4 separate regions of the Mus musculus genome follow, and all the other regions are linked to region 1. A link is a loop called in an ENCODE intact Hi-C map of the cell type or tissue named here. Cell type or tissue: left cerebral cortex. All regions are shown on one strand.

Region 1 (5,000 bases):
TTTGCTTAGGAACAGTTCTTCCTCTACAATTTGGATTGCTCTTTTGATTTTGTTTTTCTTGACTAACTGCCCTTACTTTAATTCTCTTCATTTTCAGGATTAGGAAATTAATGCTTAGAGATGATAATTAGCTTGTGTGAGGTAACATAGCTAGGTGGTACAAAACCTCAAGGCTCTGAACTGTAGAGTCAAGGATGGAGTCAAAATATTGTGGAGGATTTTAACAGGTTGGGATGGAAAAGTTATGGAACGCTGGGCAAGTAGATTTTGACTGTTTTAATGTGGCCCTCTATATCTTTTGGAGAGTACTACACACTAAATCACTAAATGCAAACATGTTTAAAGCAAAGACTAAGGGGAATATAACTTCATCTTAAAACAATACTAATTCAGAAGACAACATTTGCTTTAAGATCAGTTAGAATAGCAGCATTAATTGGAATGAGTTGGTGCCAATGATTGACAGGTTATAAAATCTGCCTTTGTCAATATTTTCCTGAAGCTGTTTGTTCTTACACTTATCTCTCACCACCACCCCTCTGTTTTTTTAGTTTCTCTCTTTCCCTCTCTCCAATCCTCTACACAGCTTCAGACTTTTAAAGTTGAACCAGACCTTAGGAGAAAGAAGAAAACAAAAACTTCCTCCTCTCTCACATTCTCCTTTCTCTTACTCTGCCCCACCTCTTCTCCCTCTTCCCTTCTTCCCCTCCTTCCTTTCTTGCCTACTATTCAAGTAAAGCTCCTTTCCCAATCTGTTGGTGGTCTTTTTGTCTTATTGACGGTGTCTTTTGCCTTGCAGAAGCTTTGCAGTTTCATGAGGTCCCATTTCTCAATTCTCGATCTGACAGTGCAAGCCATTGCTGTTCTATTCAGGAATTCTTCCCCTGTGCCCATATCTTCGAGGCTTTTCCCCACTCTCTCCTCTATAAATTTCAGTGTCTCTGGTTTTATGTGAAGTTCCTTGATCCACTTAGATTTGACCTTAGTACAAGGAGATAGGAATGGATTGATTCGCATTCTTCTACATGATAACAACCAGTTGTGCCAGCACCATTTGTTGAAAATGCTGTCTTTCTTCCACTGGATGGTTTTAGCTCCCTTGTCGAAGATCAAGTGACCATAGGTATTTGGGTTCATTTCTGGATCTTCAATTCTATTCCATTGGTCTACTTGTCTGTCACTATACCAGTACCATGCAGTTTTTATCACAATTGCTCTGTAGTAAAGCAAGCTGCACAGTAGCTGTCCATAAGTCTCATTCAAAAGAGTGATGATTTCCTCTTCAATCTCACTCCATCTTCTCAGATGACTAGATCACATTTTAAACAGGATTGATCTCTACATAGGCACCTATTATATAATTTTTGTTATTTAAAAAAATCAGTCAAAAAGGAATGGTACCTTGTCATGCCCAAGAGTCTATAATTGCATTTACTTCACTCTGTAACTTAAGCAAATTTATGTCATGAAAAGGCTGCTGTGGACTCAGCTAATACTCTCAGATACTTTTTTTTCTTAATAACTGAAACTTCATGGTAGCATAGAACATGCCAGCTACCAGAAAACACATATTAGCATCTTACTACCAAAGTCATTTAAAACCTGTTTCCCAAGGTTCTTATTTTATATACATACCAAAGGAGTCAACAGGAACAAAACAGTTTCCTAACATGACTCAAATTTTTTCACAGTTCAGTCATTGATGGGTGACTTTAAAAAAAAGAAAAAAGAAAAGAAAAGAAAGAAAGAAAGGAAAAAAGAGCCTATACTTTCCCAGGCTTTATCTCTCTTTCTCTACCTCCCTTTCAAGGTGAGCAACCCTTGCTAAGGGTTGTACTATTACTGTCACCAACTTAAACTATTTACAAATGAAATCTTTAAATGTTAGATACAATGCTAAACATTTCTTCTGAAACACCTGCCACATATACAGCATTCAGCTCTGTGCACTGTCTCTTGGTTCTGTTGATGAGGAAGCTGAGAGGAGCTATGGACCTTCTGTCTCGTCAGAAGGTTGGAACGAGTGAGTGATGAGCTGGAGTCTGGACAGCTCTCTCTCTCTCTCTCTCTCTCTCTCTCTCTCTCTCTCTCTCTCTCTCTCTCTGCTGTGAGTGACCTGAAACCTGAATTCCCATATGATATCTCAGGGTGGGGGTGTGCTTTCCTTCTCAGCTCTGCTGTTTGGGAGTCATTGGTTTTGAAATAAGAACAACCCCTGATGGCCATATGGAGATTAGCGATTCTGCCTACATTAAATTAACCTTATTGATGGATTTCCTGCCAAGCTCAGTTTCATTTATTATGCATGTTCCTTTTGGTGGGTGGAAGAAAAAAAAAGTGTGAAAAGTATCCTCTAAATAAAGCAGTGTATAAGTCAGTCTTATAATTTTTTTAAGCTTATTTTTATTTGCCAAGTTTTTCTGTGTGTCTTTGGGGCAGGGAAATGTGTTTATTAAATAAAGTGAAAAGCGATATCTTGAAACAAGGATGTTTTGGTAGTACACAACTAGCAGTGAGTCTTTCTTTTTTTTCATTCATCATTGTCATCTGGGAACATTCCCAAACAGCAGCCAGGGTGGAGTGGTGTCAAGATGGCTGAGCTGAGTCATGGTGTTCTTTTCAGCTTCCAGAAACTTCAGCTGAAACACACATCGTGCTTCCTGGGAACATCACTGAGGAATGTAAGTGGGTTGTGCTAGTTAGCTCTAAGACATACCTTGAAGTTTCAAGCAAGGAGAGGAGTCCCTTCATGTGATAACCTTCTCATCTTGGGCTACCGATATGAATCAAGGCTAAGGTGATCACACAGTATAGACTGTCTGAGATAGCCTCAGCTTTTATATAACACTGAACATAAATAATTGAGTCACAGGTGACTGTTTTATGTAAACTATGCTGGAGCTGAGAAGATGGGGAAGGTTTTCCAAAACAGTTTGCAGCTTTGAAATTTCTTTAAATAGCTTGAAGCTCCAGAACTATCTTTTCAAACTGTGAAAAATAATGACCCAGATTGATCATCAGTTATGTACGTGGGTTTATTTATAGAATTTGTTAGTCTACATGTTTCTTTCTATAACAAATATTTTAATACACCTTTTGCTATCCTAAAATAAACTTTTGTCATATATCATGAAATAAATACCCAGGGATGTTAAGAACACTGCTGCTCTTTCAAACTCCCCGAGTGATTCCCAGCATCCACTTGGTGGCTCACAACTGTCAGAAATCTAGTTCCAGGAGAGTCAAACCCCCTTCTGTCCTCCACAGGCATCAGGCATGAAATGAGTGCATGAAGGTAAAAATATCCACACATATTAAATAAATAAGCATTCTGCCCTATGAAGAGAGCTAAAAGGAAGTCCGTTCTCAATAGATGTGAATATCACTTGGCAAACACTAGACAAGACTAGTGTTGAAGATATTGTTCTAAAGTACCTTCTAAAGCTTGACCCCCATCTAGATGGGAAGATGCACATTCATATTTTAATTACTTATGATGGGCAACCTGAAAGGATGACATAAACCCCTTTTGTCTTTATTTAAGGACCAGGCCTGATTTAGAAAAGAAGGCTACAGGCACTGGCTTCAGGAACAGATCATAATCCAGAAACAAGTTTATAAAACCTCCTCCCAAAGAACAGCCTGGGGGGGACCACAAAAACTGGGAAACACCTTATCTCAGAATGAGCCATCTCTGCAGGGCAGCCCTATCTCATCCTATGGTTAAACGTTCATGACATAGGAATGCAGACCACTGACCACCTGCGACCCCCCTAGCACCCACCAGTGAAATTTTAGATTACCTAATCCTTCTAGAAAGTTCCTCTGGTTCCCTATAAGAAGACCTGCACGCCTTTGTTTGGGGCTGCCATTTTGGAGAATGGTTAATCCCCACATGCTGGTTGTTTCTGCAGAATAAACATTTCTTGTCTTTGCATACTAACTGAGTCTGGGGTCTTCCTTCAACAATTCTTGGACCCTTACAAAGTCAAAGCCAACTTCTTCAGCAGTGAGTAGAGGGAGTCAGTTGAGCCTTTCCTACGTGGTAGAGAATGTACATGAGTACTGACGGACACTATTTTCTCATTGTTCTTTTTGCCTTCCTCAAGACAGGGTTCCTCTATGTAGCCTTGGCTGTCCTAGAACACATTCTGTAGACCAGGCTGGCCTCAAAATCATGGAGATTTTCCTGCCTCTGCCTCCTGGGTGCTGGGATTAGAGGCATATACCACTACTGCAGTCTTCTCATTGTTCTTAAATATCTACATTTAACAGAGTTGAAGAGTATTTCACATGGAATCAGAAAAGCTCAAAGACAGCATCGATAGACAGTGCAGTTTTCCCACTGCAGTATAGAGATCTTCCCTTTCATTTCATGAAATAACCATACATTGGTGATTATATGAAAAAATATACAGGGCAAATCAGACTGACTAAACTGTTGCCCTCATTACATTAAAAAGGGCTGCCTTCAGGTAGATTTTGAAATGGAAAGCAAATCTTGGTAAATTTCTGAATATATAAAGTATACTTCTTTTACAACATGCCTTGAACTTCTCTGAAATTCAATGTTTTTAAAACTATTTGAAAACAATCTATATGTATACTTAATGAATATAACTGACTTGAATGGAGATAATTGTACTTTTCTGGTTGGTAATTATGACATAATAGTTGTAAATAAGAAAACTAGAAAGTTTAAAAGATGTAGTCCCCACAGCAAACTCTCTTTCCTTTGCTTTACAAGGGGCCCATCTCCCTGTTTCCACTCAGCAAATGTCAATGGTGCTTTTCCAACCACTGTGGCAACCAAAACCGATGTCATAGTAAACAGTCCTCTTCATAGCAGAGGCGTTGTTGAAGTGTGCCCTTAGCAGATCACCTGCTCAGCCAGGCAGCAACTGTGGAGAAAGGCAGGTTGCCTTCATGGTAAGAACTAGAACAAAGAGATTCATAATCTAGAGAACTGTCTGATTCATGCCTTCTGAATGGCTCTCTTC
Region 2 (5,000 bases), 63 kb before region 1:
ACTGGGTGTGGGTGAGGGAACATTCTCTCAGAGGAAAGGGGGATGGGAGATGGGCTGAAGAACTCTTGGAGGGGGGACCACCAGGAAGGGGAGCAACATTTGGAATGTAAATAAATAAATTAAAAAAGGGAATTACAGCATGAACATTAATTATCTAGAGATAAATTGAAAAAACTCACAAAGACACTTGACTGAGAAACAAGGGAAATGTACATGAGACAAAAACGGAGAGCACAGAAATCCCAGATGCAGATGAGCTTCTCAGACACAGACTTGGTGTCTAAGAGACAGGCATGACAGACACTCTCTTGGTACACAGTCCCCTTGTTCCTTCTTTTGTCCCACTTTGGTGTTTCTTGGATGCGGTGCCAAGCTGTTCAGGCTAATTGCAAGGCAGGTTTGTGCTAGCACCAATGTTTCTATTTTCAGGAACTTTCTTGGGCCCCTTGAGAACTGTTTCTTCTGTTGGTGCATGGTGGTTCTACCAGCTGGAGTGGGGAGGGTCACATGGTTACTCAGATGCTAAGTCCTTATTCCTACTGTGCTCTCACCCTTTGACAATTTCCTGTGTTCTCATGATGCCACAGAGGTAGTGTCCTATTCAATATCGGAACATACCTTATTTGCCTGAAAAATTAAATTTAACTGAGGTATTTTTCTCTGTAATGTAAGTTTAAGCAAACGTTATATTATTATTATTATTTATTATTATTATTATTATTATTATTATTATTATTATTATTAATTTTATTGTGAAGTTTGACCACAGTAATACTCCAGATTACTTCCCTCAAGGGTCTGCCCACTTTCTTTCCATAGTAATCCTGAGCTGCTGCCCACAATGAAGCTTGTCATTTAGAGTTTAAGTGAAAGTGTGTTTGCATATCCCAGAGTAAAACCTAAACCAGGTTAGCCTGGGGACTGGGGGAGGTGGATGTAGTCCTCTCAAGTTTCAGGCCAGAGAGGGGCATGGAGCCTCCTATCAGGATGTTGGCAGAAAGGGGGGGGGGGCAAGATTTTGAGAGGGAGAACAAGAGAACCAGAGAGTGAGAGAGCCAGAGAATAACACAGTGGGATGTTAAGGAGACAACATTTTTATTCAGCATGTGGAAAGGGGTGACCAGCACAGCACTGAACCAAATCTCCATGGTCTGCTTGGACGGAAGGTGGTCTGGCTGCTGGCGTTTTTATTTCTTCTTTACACGGATTCCAAAAGAACAAGAAGTCTCTTCCCTGGGGGGATCATCGGAATCCCCTAAAGTACATCCCTGGGACGCAAAGTGACCTTTGCTGGTGTTATGAAAAGTGGGAGAAAGGGAGGCTTTAGAAGCTACCAATAAGAAACTGTTGGGTATCTTACCAGAGAAGACTGCTCAGAAGACAGGTTTAAGACAGTAGAAAGCCTTTATTAGCAGGCCAGCAACTACAGTGGGTGGTAAACTATAAGCTTGTCACTTGTAGTTTAAGTGAAATTGTGTTTCCATGTCCCAGAGTGAAACCAAAAACCAGTTAATTGCAGCCCTGAGCCTTTCTCAGGGTGAGGTTTTTAAGAACAAGAAAGAGAGAGAGAGAGAGAGAGAGAGAGAGAGAGAGAGAGAGAGAGAGAGAGAGAGAGAAGGAAGGAAGGAAAAAAGGAAGGAAGGAAGGAAGGAAGGAAGGAAGGAAGGAAGGAAGGAAGGAAGGAAGGAAGGAAAAAAGGAAGGAAGGAAGGAAGGAAGGAAAAAAGGAAGGAAGAAAGGAAGGAAGGAAAAAAGGAAGGAAGAAAGGAAGGAAGGAAAAAAGGAAGAAAGGAAGGAAGGAAAAAAGGAAGGAAGGAAAAAGAAAAAAGGCAAGGGGAAAAAAAGCTAAATGTATCAGAAATATTAACCAGACATCCATGTTGACAAAATGACAAAGTTAAAGACTAAGACAGATTCAGGCTAGACAGATGACACCGACACACAGGTAAGCATCCTTGCTACTCATCTTAGGATGCTGTGATGAAACACTATGACCAAAGCAACTTTGGGAGGGAATGATTTATTTGGCTTGTATTTCCACATTCTAGTTCACCATTGAAGAAAGTCAGGACAGGAATTCAAACAGGGCAGGAACAGATGCAGAGGCCATGGAGGAGTGCTGCTTGCTCTATATAGCTTGATCAGCCTGCTTTTTTATAAAAGCCAGAAAAGCCAGCACAGGGATGGCACCACCCACAACGGGCTAAGGCCTCCCACGTCAATCACTAATTTTAAAATGTCCTACAGGCTTGCCTCGGCTCAATCTTCTGGAGGAATCTTCTCAATTAAGGCTCCCTCCTATCTGATGACTCTATCTTTAATGTGTTTAGGTTGTAAGCATTCTCTGCTCCTTGTTACTGTGCTGTGTGTGGAACTTTTGAGTAGGGGTGAGGAGAGTTAAGAAGAGTCAGTTGTTCTTGTATATCCATAATGCAAACTTAGAAGGATAAGTAGGAAAGCGAGACTTTCTGCTTTAATCTGGTGCACTGTCATGCTTTTAAAAATAACTAGGCAATGCATAGGAGATGAGTGGGCTTCATTTGGCCCAGCAAGGGTTTTCCCCCATCAGTCAGGAGAACATGAATTAATCAGAGCCACTTTCTATAGTCATTTTCCCAAGAGTGTACTTGAGATAAAAAAAAACGAATTGGGGCTTCCATCTTTAGGAAGAAGGGAAACAATTGCACTTATTTATAAAGCAACAAATGACAAAATAAATACAGTTTTGGTTTCTCCTCATATATCACTCAAATAACAAAAGATGCATATTTGTGCAATTTAGTTAGGAAAGAGGCAAAATTGTGATGTAAAAAGCAGGTACCCTGGAGCCAGTGGCATAGGTTCAGTCCTTAGGTCTGCTTCCCACTAGCTACTATTAAGCATCCCTGCCTCAGTTTTCTCACCCGGAAAGTGGACTTAAAAAAACTATATACCTTGATATGGAGATGTGGATCAACTGGTGGGGAACTTGCCTAGCAGGCAGAAAACTCTTGGTTTGATCCCCGGCACTGCACACTCTGGGCATCATGGAACACATTCATAATCCAGGGCCTCGACCTCAGCCAAGAGTGCCTGCAGTCTGCTCTCCGATCAGGTCAAGCTTGATGCTGCCCCAGGGCTTGATACATGCTGTCCATCACTTTACCTTGTATATTCCCACGGCATCTCCTCTGGCAGGTGTGGCTGCAATTATCTCTCTAGAGAGATCTCCCCTAATAATCCACACATCACCATTGTATCACCGTGTTTCATTTTCTTCCTATGATTTATGAATGTCTAAAAGTTATCATTATTGTTTCCTTTTTTGCCTGGCATTTTCTTGCCACTCACATATGTCCTCCAGGAAAGCAGTAGTGCTGGCTTATTTTTCTTGTCTCCCAATGCATTCCCTGCTTCTAGAATGTTCTAGTAGAACAGAGGAGCTGAGGGAACACTGAATACACAAAGGAAGAAAAAGAGCTGCCCGTTGTCTTCTGTCTACTTGGCTGTTGTGAATATACTATATTGTGGTTTTAATATAGCATATTGATAAGTATGATTAGTTGAGAACATGTTTCTCAAATGTTATTTCAGGCTTATATAGTTTTCTGGTGTGACAAAATACCTGGCAAAGAAATTTAAGGAGGAAAGTGTTTATTTGGGGGTCACAGTTTGAGGATACAGTCTATCAGAGTGAGGACATCATGAAGAGGAAATTGTGCCAACAGTAGCATGTAACCTCCAGTTACATTGCATCTGCGCGTTTGCAGGAGGCAGAGGGTAATGAATAATGATGATTGACACACATTCTTGCATTTAATCAGCCCAGGACACTAGCCCATGGAACTGCACTGCCCCAACTTGGGTGCCTCTTCTCACTCCAGTTTATAAGTCTGTAAACTTATAAGGTATGCCTCATAGGAGATTCTAGATCATGGCAGCTTGACAATCAATACTACAGCATTGTAAGTCCTTTTACAAATCTCATCTCATTTGGTCATCACAACACAGGTCAAGTTGTAGATAAGGTAACTGTTTTACTGATGTAAATGGAGCTCAGGGAATTTCAGTTGGGCTCAAACCTGAGTTAAGCTAACTTGCGAGTAAACAGCCTAAGATTTATGGCACCATTTATTTCGAGTGCTCAATGTCAGTAAATACACTTTTGGAAAACTTACCAGATTTTAAGAGCTCAAAACAGGGCTCAATTTTTGTATAAATAATGAAGCAGTCAGTTGAAAGGACATATAATTGCATTGATTTCTAAATATTCAGGCAAACCTGATCATCTTACTCCTTTAGGTTTTGATTTGCTTGCTGTGTCTGCTAGAGCTCAAGAAGAAAAGAGAACCAGAATGTTCTATGAAGAAAAAGAAGTGCTGGCTCAGGCCTAAGTGCTCGGGAAGGTCAGATGTAACAATTTTGGCTCAGTCTTGGGATGTGAGATTGGGATTTCTCAATTTAGATTTTGAATTATGATCTTAGCAAGAATTGAAACTGGGTGTGGTGGTGCGTGTTTATAATTATAACACTTGAGAGATAAGAGCAGGAGGGTTATGAGTTCAAAGCCAGCCTATGCTAAGTGAGACACTCTCTCAAAAACAGAAACAGATGGAAACAGGACCTGTATAATTATGAATCAACTAGGTTTAGCTTCTAACCTGTGAATGTGGACCTTATGTCAATGTAACTTGGGGAATGGTTGAAAATTGAATGGTGCTCAAAGCCTTTTTTTCCCCTAAAAATTTAATTTGCCAGTTAATTTTTATTTTATGTGAATTAGTGCTTTTGCCTGTATGTGCATTATGTGTATGCCTGGTTCCAGTGGAAGCCAGAAGAGGGTGCCAGATGCCTTGAAACTGGAGTTACTTATGGTCGTAAGCTGCCATATGGGTGCTAGAAACCAAACCTGGGACTAAAGTAAGAACAAAATGGGCTCTTAATCATGGAGCTGTTTCTCCAACTCCAAGACTTTAAAATTTTTTTCCAAGGTTAATATAATTTCCTATTTTCAAAATGTAT
Region 3 (5,000 bases), 120 kb after region 1:
TCAGTCATGTGGCTTCCCCTTGCATGCCTGAAAATTACTGTCTGAAGATGTGACAGCATTTCTTTCATGGTCTGGTTGTGTTGTCGATTGGTTGTAATGCTATTTGTTTTAATTCGGCTCCCAAAGTCACACATGAGAATTCACACATCTGAGTGTGAGCCACTGAGTGTCCCTGTCCCCAGGTGGCTCTAATTGGTAAATAAAGTTGCCAGTGGCCAATGGCTGGACAGGGAGACAAAGGAGGGAGTTTAGATTTCCTGGGCAAAGAACCATGGGAAGACAACAGTTTAGAATTGCCATGCCAGAGAAACAATAGGATACACCCATGAGAGCTGGGGAAGACAGAGAACCAGCCATGTAAGAATAGGGGGAAAGCAGTCCCCTAATTGAATCTGGAGCAGCAGAGATGAAACACAAATTTTAGTAAGAAATAATTCAGGAATGTCAGAGGGGAGAGTGTGTTAGCCCCAGGAAGGTTTGGAAGTGTCCAACCATTGAACTGCTTAGAGCATATTAAAAATAAGCTAGTGTGTGTGTGTGTGTGTGTGTGTGTGTGTGTGTGTGTGTCTTTCATTTGCAAATCCAGAGCATTTTGGCGGGTGGTGAGAATGCACATGCATCTGCCAGGGAGTTTAAAGTGGGTTGTACTTTTTTTTTCTTAAAGGAGCTGTTTTCCACCTCACCTCTCCAAAGCTCTTAGAAGTGTGGAGACCAAGAAAGCATGTAGATATGCCTCTATAATGCATATGCATATGTCTATCTCACAGTCAGACAGATACAGACACACACATACATATACACAGACACACAAATACATACACACAAACATATACACACAGAGACAGACACACACACATGCGTGGACAACACACACACACACACACACACACACACACACACACACATGCACACCACAATTCCAGAATGGATATTTTCTCAGGAACAAAAAGATAATAATTCTTATCCATTCTTATTTCATTCTTGCTCCAGATCAGATTATTTGAAGATAAAGGTCTACAATGAAGATCAATGTATAGGAAATATATTCAGTAGTGCCCTTGGAATCAACAAAAGTAGATCCACTACCAACCTGATAGCTTCATGCAGCCAACAAGGATGTCTGAAGATAAAGTGACCATTAAAGTGTCCCCAAGCAAGGTCAAAAGGCTGGTCCTCTGCACTCCAGTGGGTCTTTGGATATGGACTAACCCAGGAAAGTCTCAAAGAAGCTGACAGCTGAAGGCTAGCTGCCATCTGCCTTCAGAGCAGCAGAAACAACAAATTCTTCTTTTAGGAGAGATCTAGGGCACATATCACTCAGACCCCTATAAATCTGGTCCTGACTAACTTGTATGTGCATGGGCAGGGCAATTTGCCTCTCTGAGTTTTACATTTATCCTCTAAAACGAGACTGATCGGATTAGGACATTGCTAAGATTTTTTTTTTTTTAACTTCCAAAGTTCTAAACATTTTAAATGAAACTTTAAATAAAATTATATTTCTTACCCTGGTTTTTACCATGTCTACAGTAGATATAGGAGATTACCCTGTATTTTATATATATGGATGGATGTGCATATGATATATAACATATGTAGCGCTTAATGACATACACGTGTAGAGTTCCTTTTGCCTTGGCAGAAGTTTGGCTAAAACACACAAGCAAAAGGGAATATAGGGAATTAGACAAAGGTTCTCGTTCTGATCCTCTCCAAAGAGCTAGGATAGGAAGGTGGCCACACACTCGTCTCTGGGCTATAAATATAAAAATAAGGTTGTTTACTTAAGAATTTAGATGTATAATTATGTCAACCAGTTCTCACTTCCTGGTTGCCATTATGAAGACTCGGTTCAACTGTGGGAATTCTGAGGGGAAAGAGTCTCCTCCTCATTTCTCCCTTCATCAGCCAGCCCACGGGATCTTCCACCTCCTCCCCTGCTGGAGTTTTTCAAGGCTCATGTGGGCATCTGCAACATGGAAACCAGATGGCCGTTTTCTTGAATCTGCTTTGTTCTCCTTCAACAGCCTCTTTACGAAGGCTGCCCAGAAGAGGATGCTCCAGGTCGGCTCAGCTTGCAAAACCAGCAGAATCCGGTTATCTAAGAAGGTGAGATTCCCAAGTGCTAGGGAGAAATGAAGACGAGACAAAACAGATGAAGGTCAGTGTGGGGATTTTAATGAGTCTGTCATGGAGTAAGGATGCCATGTGCTGAAATGTATCTAGACCATGTTCTATGATTATCTGAGTTGTATAAGTAGTTACTCACTTGCAGGAAGCAGGTGATTGGTAGGACAAAGTTTTGATGTCTGTAGACATGGTTATTTTCTAAAGACTTTGAAAGCATGTCTTTATCTCATGGTGAGCATCTCAAGATGGGCCAGCGTGGTTACTTGGTTGCTAAGAGAAAATGGTTAGAGTGGTACACAGGTGGAGAAAAGGGAATGTAGGATTCTGGGGCGAAGAAAGATACAGCAGTCCTTGGTTTTCAAATTCCAGTCTGCAGGCTGGTAACAAGCTGGCAGCTTCCAAATTGCTTGGGGAGCTTGTTGAAAATAGACATTTCTGAAACCTAGCTCCAGAAATTTTAATGTGGTATCAAATTATGCTTGATTCTGATAGTTAGGTTTAGAAATGAAAGGAGTAGTTAATATGTAAGATTTAGAAGACTGGTATGCATCCATTATGTAAATATGTGGTTATTAAGTGTCAGCTGCATGAAAGTTGCCAGGCTTAGTTCTTTGGAAATAACAAACATGTAGGAGATAGTCTGTGATGGTTAATATTTGGTTCCCAGGTTGAGTGGATTGAAAGACATCTAGAGAAGTATTAAAGCACACTTAGGGCTTACGTCGGACAGTGGTTCCAGAGACAGTCGGTATGTGTGTCAGGAAACTGACTTGGGAAGACCTGTTCTGAATGTGCATGACCTCGCCCAGTAAGCTTGAAGCCTAGATCAAACAAAAGGAAAAGCAGAAGCAAGGGCACACAAAACTCATTTTGAGCAGATGCACTTTTGCTATTGCTATGGTCTGTGAACGTTAGATCACAGACTCTTCAGCTTTTGAATGTAGACTCACACCAGCAATTCTCTGGGGAGTTTCCAGGCCTTCAGTTTCAGAATGGGGGCGTATTACTAGTCCTGATTCTTTGATTGAGAAGCTAGTGGTTTCTGTGGATCTCTGCCTATAGCTCCTGTGACTACTCAGCCTCTGGTCTGCTAAGCCAATTAATAAATCCCACCACACATACACACAAACACATATGCACACACACTCACACACACGCACACGCACACGCACACGCACACGCACACACACACACACACACACACACACACACACACACCATGCACACACATGCGCCAGGAGGTGGGTACTTTCTTTTCTCATGAATGTGACACAGTGCCTGACAAGAGCATCATTAACGAAGGAAAGCTTCATCTTGGTGCAGGGTTTCAAGGGTTTCAGTCCACCGCATGGTGGGCAGGGCAAGACAAAGCAGCTCTGTGGCATTGAGAGCTTATGGTGGAAACCATTCTATGGTGGTTCTAATAGGAAAGAGCTAGATGAGAAGGAGCCGAGGATATTATACCCTCAAGGACTTACCATTGGTACCTATTTCTGCTAGCTAAACCCCATCACCTAGAGGATCTACAGCCTTCCCCAGTAGAACCCCCAGCTGGAGACCAAGAGTTCAGACGTGAGTATGTGGGAGAGATAGCAGACTCAAACTATCTACATACTATCGGTTCCTTTTCTCTGGAGCACCCACATATATGCAGCATGTCTCAAATATCTTTGAACAGCAACGGAGGATTCGATAGGTGGGTAGATTAGTGATAGACAGATACATAAATTTTCAGATATCAGTTTATAGCTCATTGGGATATAGAGAAAAATGATGAAGCTGTGATTTCTAGAGAAAATAAGTGGGTGTTTTAAAACATGTAAAGAATGAAAAGGGAAAGAGCTTGCCAGATTTCCTCAGAATAATTCCTGTTTGAGATATCTAAAAGTTGGGGGGTGGGGGATTCAATGCAGTACTTATCACAATGTATGTAAATTTCAATAAAAATGTATGTAAGTGTCAACAAATGATTAGGTATGAATTATAGATGATTAAAAGCTATGGTCAAGTAATTTTCTGTTTCTCTCCATCCCTCTCTCTATTTCTCAAGGGTTCTACAATTCCAAATTCTTTTCATGGAAATTTGAAGTCTTTTCTAATTTCAAGACTTTTGTTAAAGAAACAGTTTTTGAAAGGCATTAAACCTTCAATAGTTTATTTAGGGGAGAGAGAGAGACAGAGACAGAGAGGTAGAGACAGAGAGAGAGACAGAGAGAGAGTGAACAGTGGGATGGTTGCCAGAAGAAAAGCAAGTCAGAAGAGAGATGAGGCTGTATCACAGACTTCCATGTTTCTGTTGCAATCCCTGTAGAAGTTATCTTCCTAGGATAGCTATGGATAGCTCAAGGTGAGGCTATGGTCCCTAAGGCCTTTCAGAGCCCAGACCCTCTCTGTCCAGCAATTCTTTCTTCTTAGCATCTGCATATGAGGAAAGAGACTATGGGTACATGTGTTCCCATTGACACCGTATACCCATATCTTTACAAAATTATTCTGCTCAAATCCAATTGTTGAAAATTAGTCAACAGGCCCAGCTAGACATAAGTGGTGTATGAGTAGGGAATACTGGGAATTGTAGTCTCTCGTGGAAACTTGGAGTCCTAAGATCCTCGGGTATGTGGCAACACACTCGTGAAAGGAAGCCAGAAAGTGATGCATGAACTGATCAGTAAAAGAAAGTCTAAATCAAGGAAAATTCAATATATATATATATATTTAGTGAGAACAAAGGTCTTAAATTTTAGAGAAGAGAATGCATTCAAAGAGTTGGTAAAGGGTTAACCATTGAAGCTTCAGGTTTAACAATGAGAAATGGCTGGGGAGATGACTCAATGGGTAAAGTTCATATGAATGAGGACCTCAGTTCATAT
Region 4 (5,000 bases), 91 kb after region 1:
TACCTTTAAGGGTGTTTCCATAGAAGTTTAGCTGAGAAGAGAAAACTCACTTTGAATAGGAATGGCTCTATCCTAAGGACTGGATCACAGGCTGAACAATAATGTTAACAATGATAATAATAATAATAATAATAATAATAATAATAATAATAATGAAAGCAGTGAGTAAAACCATCATCGCACTGCTCCCTGACTGTGGCTGCCTCATGCTCCTGCAACCACTCTCACGGCCACACCTTTCTCTCCACAGTAGGCTGTACCTTCAAACCGCAAGTCAAAATATATCCTTCTTTCTTTAAGTTGCTTGTTATAAGATATTTTGCCACAACAAGAAAATAAACTAGCATACACATGAATGCTAAATATATATATATATAAATATCAAACCCAGTAATCCCACAACTAAGTATATTCCCAGAATTGAAGCCTCTGTCTACTAGAAGATATGTCTAAGAACATTTGTAGCAACTTTCCTTATACTATAAAGGCCCTAAATGCCTATCAAAAAGAGAACAGAAAAAAATAAGTCTTGGTATATTTGTATAATGGGATACTATATAATAATAACAATAATAAAGCAACCACATCAAACAAAATAATCAAATCTTGAAAATCTTAAGCTCAGACAATGAATCTCGAATCTAGACACAACAGAGTCCTCACTGTAAGTGCCTTGAGGATGGATGATAGGAAGATGTCCATCATGTACCAATCAATTGTGACTGTACTCAGAAGTTGAACTTCCATAATTCATAGAGATTGCCATGAGTGTACTATGTCAGCAATATGAATGATCATATTTGCCTTCCCCCACAATAACAATATTTAGTGAATAATAATAACTTCACAAGGCACAGGGGTTTCAATAGCAATGATTTGCCAGATACACGACTGAGGCAAACACGTTATTTTATCCTAATATTAATATCATTTCTCAGATTACATATTACATATCACACAGGTGTGTGTGTGTGTGTGTGTGTGTGTGTGTGTGTGTGTGTAGGTTACAGAATGACTACAAAGTACTAAAGAGGCAAGGTGTTTCAAAGAGGCCTGTGAAACCAGCGCTCGCAATCTGATAGAAATATAAGAGTCTGAAGGAATGAGATAACCAACAAGGCCAGAGAACTCTGGGAACACATTACTGCTGCCACTGCTGTTGGGTCAAAGATGGGAACAAAGCTATAGGGCTGAATCAGTTGAAGTAGCCAAAGGACAGGACATGGTTCAGACCAATGAACAGGCAGGTGAATGGATGGAAGGTCCAAATGTATAAGCAGGTGTATGGGCAGACAGTAGTGTTAGTAGATACTGGCCAGGATGAGCCAAGCTGAAGGCCCTGGGAGTTCTCTGCCTACAGATTCCTCTATGCACACAGTGAATAATGAGATGACAGGTTTGTGGGACTAATACCGAACTTGGGGGTCACAGCCTGTACCTCTGGGAGCCATATTCAGTAATTTAGGCTTAAGAAGCCAATTAAAACAGGCACACTAACAGGAAACAACAGAAAAGGGGGATTTACTCAATATGACCTCCTTGGAAAGATGGACCAGACATCCTGTTACCATAGAAAAGAAACCAACAGACGTTTAATCAGCCATGTCTTCAGAGACAAAGGGAAATGAATGGAATGAAGCCATGTTGGGTATGGTAGAGTTTGCCTGTAATCCTAGAATTTGGGAAGATGATACAGGATGACTGTAAATTTGAGGCCTGTCCAGGCTTTGTAGAAATGCCCTGTTTCAAACAACAAGATGGAGCCGTTTATGTCAGCCCTTCCAAACATAAGTAAGCAGACCTTGGTTCCTAGGGGCACAGACTGTGACCACAAGTTTGGTCACAAGGCAATGCTGTTACAATACTGGTTGTTTACCTGGTATAAGGTCCCAGGGAAGGAGTTACAGTCTTTCCTTGGTTTGGTGTGTCTAATAAGTTCTTGGGCCTGGTTTTCTCATATGATTTTAATGCATTCATGCACCCATCCAGTCTCAGTTCACCCCGTTCTGTGTCGTGTGGGTGGTGTGACAGATGGCGCCGTTTACGTGTCCACCCAGGTGCAGAGCGTTCCTCTATCTTCAAAATAGAGTCAGAGCTGCTCGCAAGATGGCGTCTTTCAGGGTAAGGCAGTCTGAAACGGGGAGTAGGTTAGAGCAGGGCACAGCCTGTTTGCAAAACTGACGAGACGAGATTGGCTCTTTAAATAAACCAAAAGGATTAAACGAATCTATAGTACTGACCATTCTGAAGCCAGGGTTAACGTTTAGCATAGGGAGAGGGAACAGGAGCTGAATGTTCTTGGAAACTCGCTTTTTCAAAAAGGCTTTCAGCGAAGCATTGTGTATTAGTACCCCCCACCCCGGGTGGAAGAATATTTTAAGATATTAACCGCAGGGCTCCCCGCTCAGGCGCCAGCTCTTGCCTATGGCACGTCTCCCACTCAAGCTTCAGTGAACTTAAGGCACTTTGCCAAAGAACAGGGAGCCTCACCGTGGAGAGGAAGAGGTGTCTTTCAGTTTTAAATGTGCAACCCACAGCAGGATCCAGAAAGAATGTAGGACAAAGGATTCCAAAGAAAACATAGCAGCTCTGAGCTCGTGTTTCCCACCCTCCTGACTCGCTTTATGAACTCCCCGGATAGATGGGAAAGAGAACTTCAGAGGAACTTGGCTCCTGAAGAGGTGCCCAGAGACTTGCCTTCCCTAGGCGGTACCTGAAGGTAGAACGGGGACAATGGTAGGAGTCTAGGTGGATTTGATGGATCCAAGCCTAAGAGTCCATTGTTGCTTTCCCAGTGAGATCTGAGGGGTGGAAAACTTGCCTGTTGACCACGTGCTTGGCAGTAAGCAGCATCGAGGGAGGATGGTTATGTGGAGGATCTAGGGAGATGGAGCAGCCTCCTAGAATCAATACCCAGTTCCAAGAGCAATGATAGATGTACCAAGAAGCAGACAAAGTAGGTTGAAGGAAGCAAAATAACTGCTCTTGAGGAGGCCTAGAGATTAGAAAAGGGGGTGAGAAACAGCAGGACTTGGAGCAATGGCAAAGTTGTACATCTCAGCACATTCCTGCCTAGTTGATGGTTACTCAGACAAGGAGAAAGATGGAAAGCCGAGGAGGCATGAGAAAGAAAGAGAAGCCGTGGCGCCCTAGGATCTGGATGAAATCTCTTGCTGGCGGACAGTCAAGAATTTCAAGACAGCTGACCAAATGGCCCGCAGAGGACGTACTCCCGTCTGAGAAAGTCTCACTAACAAGGTTATGAACCATCTTTCCAGACAAAAAGCACGTCTTAACTTCCTTGTGACTTAAGAATTAATTCATTCACGAGGACTCCTTGTGAGGTAAGAATTCCTCTGGCCTTTCTAACTACTACTACTTTATTATTATTATTATTATTATTATTATTATTATTATTATTATTATTATTATAGCTTTCCTTCCTCATTTGAACAAAAACCACATTAAACCTCCTTAGAATCATATTTATAAGCAAAAGACCCTTCTGAAAAAGGTAAACCAAGCATTTTTACTTTCTCAAACTTCCATATAGATGACATTCATTGAACATTGTTACTTAAAGCCACAAAATCTCTCTCTCTCTCTCTCTCTCTCTCTCTCTCTCTCTCTCTCTCTCTCACACACACACACACACACACACACACACACACTATTGTTGACATCCTTGAGCATGTATCTGTCTTCTACCTGAATATATACTGTCTTGCTTAATGAACTCCAACTTCAATTCTCATGGACATGTTCTAAGACTTTTTCTGTGACGTATGTCAAGATCCTACTTTCCCCTAAGGAGAAGTCTGTGAGAACAACTCAGGTACACAGATGAGGCAGTTTGGATGATAATGACCCCGATAGACCCATATAATTGCATGCTTAGTCCCCAGTTGGTGAACTGTTTGGAAAAAAATGGGGCCTTTTTGGAGGAGGTGTGTCCCTGTGAGTGGGCTTTGAGGTTTTAAAAGTCCACTCCAGGCTCAGTTAGCCCTCTCTGCCTGAGGATCAAGTTGTAGCTCTCAGCTACTGCTCCAGCATCCTGTGTGCCACCCTGCTCCTTCCCATGCTGAGAATAATCTGATCCTCTGAACTATAAGCAACCCCCAAACACATGCTTTGTTTTATAAGAGTTGCCTTGCTCATGGTGTCCCTTCACAGCAAAAACACTGACTAATACAGTGGAGAACCCTGAGTTCCATCTCTCACTACTGCTGAGAGTCACCAACATCAAGATGCTCCTGCTGTAAGCCATGGCATGTCACCAGCCCGCTCTACTTAGGTCCAAGCTCACGGGCAAAGGGGGATCCAGAATTAATCATATTAAGTTTGTGCCCGCAGGCAGGATGAAGGCCAAACTATGAATAGAATTATCAAATATAAAAGCAAGGGACTTCCTACTTCTTGCAAATGCCCCAGGTATGCATGTGCTTCTGTATCCTGCCTCGTCTGTGTATCCCTGAACTACAAGTCTGGATCAGAGCTGTGCTCATTCTCTGCTCCCACTCTCCCAAGCAGCGTGCCAAGGCTATTTGAAGGCTCTGGGTTTCTGTGCAGAAACTCATCACTATTTCTGGGTGTAAGACACTGGGAAGCAGCAGAATGGGAGAGGCAATCGTCCCATTCATTTTTTTTTTTTTTGGAAGGGGATAAAAAAACCAAACAAGCTGAAGTTTTGGTTGAAGAAGATTAGCAGCTGCCTCTGTGTGATGTGGAAAAGAAGATACATGAACCAAAAACCTAAAACTAAAAACAAAACAACACACTCAATAAAGCAAAAATAAACAAACCAAAACAAACCAAAAACACTTTATCATGAGAAAACAGAAAGGACTATATGTCAGGAAGAACTCTAAAGAAGAGGAGAAAGGGAGAATGATGGGGAAAACAAAATACCACGTGTCTTTTCATATGCAAAAGCAGCATATAAATATATATGTATATATATTACATATACTACATATAATATATGTATATATATTCATATG

The links. Peaks named below come from ENCODE experiments on the same cell type or tissue, not always from the same donor. Only the 100,000 strongest peaks of a DNase experiment are listed, where the experiment ranks them.
Region 2: it touches region 1 in a loop (5-fold over the local background); 2 of 42 quality-filtered maps call a loop at or near these places.
Region 3: a loop joins it to region 1, with 11 times the contacts of the local background. A loop is called at or near these places in 3 of 42 quality-filtered maps.
Region 4: a loop joins it to region 1, with 13 times the contacts of the local background. A loop is called at or near these places in 3 of 42 quality-filtered maps.

The regions. Positions count from the first base shown.
Region 1 is chr3:57,996,308-58,001,307 of GRCm38, forward strand. The region is part of intron 2 of Gm40055 (a long non-coding RNA gene); the gene reads right to left. Among named protein-coding and RNA genes, the nearest start is that of Gm40055, 33 kb to the right of the region's middle. In left cerebral cortex, no CTCF peak of the experiment used is centred here; DNase peaks (open chromatin) are centred at 2,316, 2,599 and 3,222; H3K27ac peaks cover 655 bases.
Region 2 is chr3:57,932,880-57,937,879 of GRCm38, forward strand. No RefSeq gene overlaps it. Among named protein-coding and RNA genes, the nearest start is that of Gm32753, 15 kb to the right of the region's middle. In left cerebral cortex, no CTCF peak of the experiment used is centred here; DNase peaks (open chromatin) are centred at 2,230, 2,453 and 2,977; H3K27ac peaks cover 346 bases.
Region 3 is chr3:58,115,094-58,120,093 of GRCm38, forward strand. Gm40056 (a long non-coding RNA gene) reads left to right here. Exons shown (of 6, transcript XR_003954487.1): 3 at 2,028-3,702. Among named protein-coding and RNA genes, the nearest start is that of Gm40056, 28 kb to the left of the region's middle. In left cerebral cortex, no CTCF peak of the experiment used is centred here; DNase peaks (open chromatin) are centred at 609, 1,979, 2,443, 2,875 and 1 more place; H3K4me3 peaks cover 235 bases; H3K27ac peaks cover 2,586 bases.
Region 4 is chr3:58,087,476-58,092,475 of GRCm38, forward strand. It overlaps Gm40056 (a long non-coding RNA gene), which reads left to right and starts at 1,941. Exons shown (of 6, transcript XR_003954487.1): 1 at 1,941-3,344. In left cerebral cortex, no CTCF peak of the experiment used is centred here; DNase peaks (open chromatin) are centred at 2,056, 2,506, 3,084, 4,237 and 1 more place; H3K27ac peaks cover 2,221 bases.